Regions from separate parts of the Mus musculus genome. Here region 2 is linked to region 1. Evidence: chromatin loops called from intact Hi-C (ENCODE). Cell type or tissue: gastrocnemius. All regions are shown on one strand.

Evidence for each region. Hi-C counts contacts between places; a loop is a spot of excess contacts. Peaks named below come from ENCODE experiments on the same cell type or tissue, not always from the same donor. Only the 100,000 strongest peaks of a DNase experiment are listed, where the experiment ranks them.
Region 2: it touches region 1 in a loop (3-fold over the local background); 19 of 42 quality-filtered maps call a loop at or near these places.

The regions. Positions count from the first base shown.
Region 1 is chr4:132,921,211-132,923,710 of GRCm38, forward strand. It overlaps Fam76a (family with sequence similarity 76, member A), which reads right to left and starts at 1,341. Exons shown (of 9, transcript NM_145553.2): 1 at 1,148-1,341. The coding sequence starts at 1,228. In gastrocnemius, a CTCF peak has its summit at 1,245; a DNase peak (open chromatin) is centred at 1,509; H3K4me3 peaks cover 2,251 bases; H3K27ac peaks cover 2,133 bases.
Region 2 is chr4:132,835,980-132,838,479 of GRCm38, forward strand. All of the region lies in intron 2 of Ppp1r8 (protein phosphatase 1, regulatory subunit 8), which reads right to left. It also overlaps Gm22767. Among named protein-coding and RNA genes, the nearest start is that of Ppp1r8, 5.9 kb to the right of the region's middle. In gastrocnemius, no CTCF peak of the experiment used is centred here; no DNase peak of the experiment used is centred here.

The sequences.
Region 1 (2,500 bases):
CAGGAGGCCGAGTTCAGGATTTTCTGAGTTCGAGGCCTGCCTGGTCTACAAAGTGAGTTTCAGGACAGCCAGGGCTATACAGAGAAACCCTGTCTTGGAAAAACAAAAAACAAAAATAACAACAAAGAATCATACAGCCTTAGACTGAGCAACAGTACACGACTTTAATCCCAGCGTTTGGAAGACAGAGGCAGTCAGATAGATCTCTGAGAGTTCAAAGACAGCCAGAGCTACAAGTTATATGACCCTGCCTCGGAAACAAACAAGAAAAATGTTTAGATCAAAGTTTTTATGTCCAAGGGGGCCTTCAAACACTATCTTTCGGACTCAGTAAACCCAAGTGGCTTAAGGAAAGTATGTGGGCATCTTTTTGGGGGGACGCGGGGAGGTGAACTACACACAGCGGACGGACACAGACACACATTCTGTATCTGAAATATCTGAGGATCTGTCAACGGCAACTCTGCACGAGCTTGCCGACTTAACTGTTGCTCTCTTGAACCGACGAGGTGGGAGGAAGTTATATATAAAAACGCTGGCATTTCAGGGGTTAAAAAATGCTTAGGATGAGGAGGAAGGCTACCAATTAGATGCTAAAAAGTCACCCTGTTCGTGTGTGTTCCAAGACACTGTTGGGGTACTTTTTTCATTTTCCCTAATAAAGCCTTGCCACCTCTAACTTTGAGATCGGCTGTAAAGTGCCCACGAAGTGTCCAGAGTTCAAAACACTCCTCACAAGCAGCACCTGATTCCGGGGTTCAATCTCATCCAGGACAAGGGAAATCTCTGGACCGTCATTCTACACTCAAGACGACCACATCAGAAGAGAAGGCGGTCCAAGGAAATCTTCCCGGGGGGCCAGTCGGGGACAAACAGGGGAGCTGTCCCCTCCCGCGACCTCACCAGGTCGGAGAAGAAACCCCAGCCGTTGCTAAGCACCAGGACACGCCGGCTGCCAGGGCCTGGACTCCGCCCGGGGCTCCCACAAGTACCCTGCAGTCCTCTGCGGGCCCGGCTCAGCTCGTCCGCAAAACGGGCCGGCCACACCCTGCCCGAGGGGACCCCGGCAGCCGTCCTCGCTGGACCGAGAGTTCCGAACCGCGCCTGGAGCGTCCCCAGCTCCCGGCCGCCGCCCCAGCCCGCGCACCTTGCACAGCTGCTGCCCCTGAGACAGCGCCTCGAAGGGGAAGCGCTGGTGGCACTTGGTGCAGGCGTACAGCGCCGCCATGTCCGGCCCGGGCCGTGATCGCCGCCGCCCCTCCCGCCGGCCCGCCGCTTTATCTGACAGTCTCAGGCACAACCTGGCGGCGGCGGCCGGGCCGCGGGCTGCGGAGGGCGGGCGGGCGAGGGCGGGCCGCGGGCGCAGGGGCGGGCTCTCCGGTGCTCAGAGGCCGTTCGCTGGCTCGCGTGGACGTCGATCACGCGGGAGGGGGCGGAACGTGGAGTTCCCGACGGCTCTGATTCGGTCCGGGTTGGACTACGCCACTGTGACGCTCGGGGCCGCGATTATGTAAAGCGCAGTCACGCGGGGGCGCCGCCTGAAAAGAGCGTCTTCCGAGTAGGATAGCGGAAGCCCTCGGGCTCCGCCCACCTGCCCGCTGAGGCTCCGCCCTCGCTCCGCCTCTCCGGGGGCTGCGGGAGCATTGGAGCTTCTCGCGATACTCGATGAAGTTGTGATGTTTTGGGTTGCCGTGGAGCTTCCCGCTAGCCGAAGGAGTGTGGGATTGGGGTGACAGTCGGGCAACGTCGGATTCGAACTACGAGACCATCCGGAGTTTAAACCCACTGGCAACCAAGGAGGAAAGTCTATCTTTGGAGCAGGCGGAGGGGAAAAGCAGGATATTAAATGAGTGTCCTCTATGGGCTGGAGAGAAGGCTCCGAATGCTGCTTTTGCAAAGTTTGGTTCCCAGCACCCACATCTGGAGGCTCAGATCGCCTGTAACTCCAGCTGCAGGGCTATCCCTGATGCCTCTTAACTCAGCAGGCACCTGCACTCACGTGCACTTACAAAAGATGGGCAGTTGTAAAATGGTAAAACAGTAGAGACCTGAAGCTAGAATTAAAGGCAATAGGAACACGGTGGCCATGATACTCTTGAGATCGGTTGGCTGTGTGTGTATGGAGGCCATCTGTACATGACCCAAAACCTTTAATACATTTTAGTTTGTGTGTGTGTCTCTGTGTCCCCCTCACTTAATATGGAGCTAATTGATCTGTCCGTTCTAGTGTGTGTGAGACTTAGGGATTGGTTTGATCTCTAGCACTGGAGAAAGAAAAAGAGGTAGGGCATAGGAAGTGAGAGGAAAGAAAGGAATAGAAAATATCGATGATCATTCATACAATAAACCTTTTTTAAAAGTTATTTTTACTTGTAAATGTGTTTGTGGGGCTGGAGAGATGGCTCAGCGCTGACTGTCTTCCAAGGGTCCTAAGTTCAATTCCCAGCAACCACATGGTGGCTCATAACCATCTGTAATGGGGTCTGATGCCCTCTTCTAG
Region 2 (2,500 bases), 85 kb before region 1:
TAGTCCAATATTAGTGGTCTAGCACCTGAGGACCCCATTCAACATGCTGTCCTTTCCCTTTAAACACAAGGTCTTATAAGCTCTAGCTCACATTCCACCCAAAATTCCTAACCCCTGAGAAACCAGTAATGACGGCACTTTTGTTTTAGAACTTCAAGGCAAGCGTGGTGCTGCGAGCCTTTCATCCCAGGCAGGTAGAGCTGGAGGCCACCCTGGCCCACAAGTTCCAGGGCAGCTACAACTATACAGAGAAACCCCATCTTGGAAAAAAAAAAAAAACAAAAAAAAACAAAATAAAAAAGGAACTTCAGATGTTAAGACAAGGATGATGCCAAGTTCAAGGTTAGCCTGGATTACACACAGTAAGGCCCTGCTCTAAGACAGACAGACAGACACACACATACACACCCCACACACAAAACCACCAGCAGCAGCACCATCAACACCACCACCAAAACAAACTTCCCAGAAAAGCTCGACAAACGCTCAGGAAGGATGTAAAGTGACGTCAGCATCGGGTTAGAAATCGAGAGCTGTCCCCTGTCCCCTCCCCTGTGAACCCCAGCAGGCAGTGCCCAGGGAGAGGCTCCTGACTGGATACACACATTAGTGTCCTCCAATCTCCTGCGCACTTACCTGCCACACACTTGCCATGAGCTTTACACTGCATCACTGGTGGGGACAATCCCCTGCGGCTGACAGCCCTTCCAGTTGTAGGGCTAGAATACTGAGACATACCACCCCCATGATAATAATTTCTTTAAAGTAAATAAATACAGTTCAAATTTGTATGACTTTACAGTTTAAAATTCTTTTCTTTTTTAAAACCAAGACTTCCTATATTCCAGGTTAGCCACAAACAAGCTACAGAGCTTGGGATGGCCTTGGACTTCTGACCCTCCTGCCTCTACCTCCTAGGTGCTGAGATTTCATGCATGCACAAGGCCCAGTTAAACCTGAGCATTTAAAAATGTCAGGAACAGCAGTGAATGCCTTTACTTCCAGAGCAGAGGCAGGCAGATCTCTGTGAGTTTAAGGCTACACGGGTCTACAGAGTGAGTTCCAGGCCAGGGCTACATAGTGGGACCTAGTCTTATTAAAAAAAAAAAAAAGCTTAATTTTATGTGTTTGCGTGCAATGTATGTCATGTGAGAAGGTACCTGTGGAGGCCAGAAGAGGGCATCTGATCCCCTGGATACGGAGTTACAGATGGTTCAAAGCTGCCCAACCTGGGTGCAAGAAACTGAACTCAGGTCCTCTGGACGAACAGGAAGGGCTCTCAGTTGCTGACCCATCTCTCCAGTCTCCCAAGTCTGAGCATTTTTAACCACATTATATAATTTCATAATCCACTTGTACTAAAATGTAGGAATAAATATTTTGAGTATTCATATTCTTTCCCTGCCCCATGAAAGCACTTATACCTGAGCTCTGCCAAGCTTAGCTTTAAGATTCGGACAGGACATACCTGCTGCTGCTACAGCTCATTTCAAAGCCATGCTACTATGGAGACCCAGATTTGGCAATGGCCTGACAGCCAATTAGTCACCCCAATGTTATATTTTAAAGCATGGATTAAGGTAGGCAGGTCTGTGCACACCTGGAACCCCAGCATTCAGGAAGCAGAAGCAGGAGGATGGCAGCTTCTGGGACCTTGTCTCAAAAACACACCTCCCCACACCCCAAAACAAACCAAGCAAAAAGATCCCTATTCCTAAGAAGACATGGGAAGCCTGGTGAAGTAGCTGCTGCCTATAATCCAAGCACTTTGGAGGCTGAGACAGGAGGACCACTGTGGATCCAAGGCCCACCTGGGCTTCATAGACAGCCTAAAGACCCTATCTCAAAGTGGTGACTGGGGAACTTGCTCAGCACTCAGACAGAGCTCTGTGCGTGCAGAGCTAGCCTGATCTCCATATAGTGAATTACAGGCCAGTCAGGGCTACATGATGAGACCTTGTCTCAAAAAACAGAACAAAAGCCCCACTTACTAAGACAACATTGCTTTAGAATTAGTGGCAGGGCCTGAAGCATAGCGCTGTCTTGTAAGGATGCACGCATGCAGGTTTATCTCACTGCACTTTCCACTCATATTCTTATTTATAAAGATCAGGTGTCCTCACGGACTTGTTTGCTAATAAGCATAGTGTGTCACAAGTAACCATTCTAGAGTGCAAAAGATGTGTCAGAGATTGAACTAAGGAAAAAGAGAGGAAGGGCTCTCATGTCACAGGCACACATTCACCATCAACAGCACCCCAAGCACAAAAACATTAAAAGGGAAGTTAAATGAAAATAATACCTCTTAGAATTAAGGAACTATAATAAAAACTGAATGAATCGTGCCTTGTTCTTCTGGTTCCCAAGGCTGTGACCTGTGGCTGGCTACTGCTGATACTATCCAAATGTGCCTCTGAGTTATAACTCAGAATGTGTCTTTACACACTGGGCCTAAAAGACTCATGGCTTTTACTTTAATATCGCACTTCTGCAACCCAAC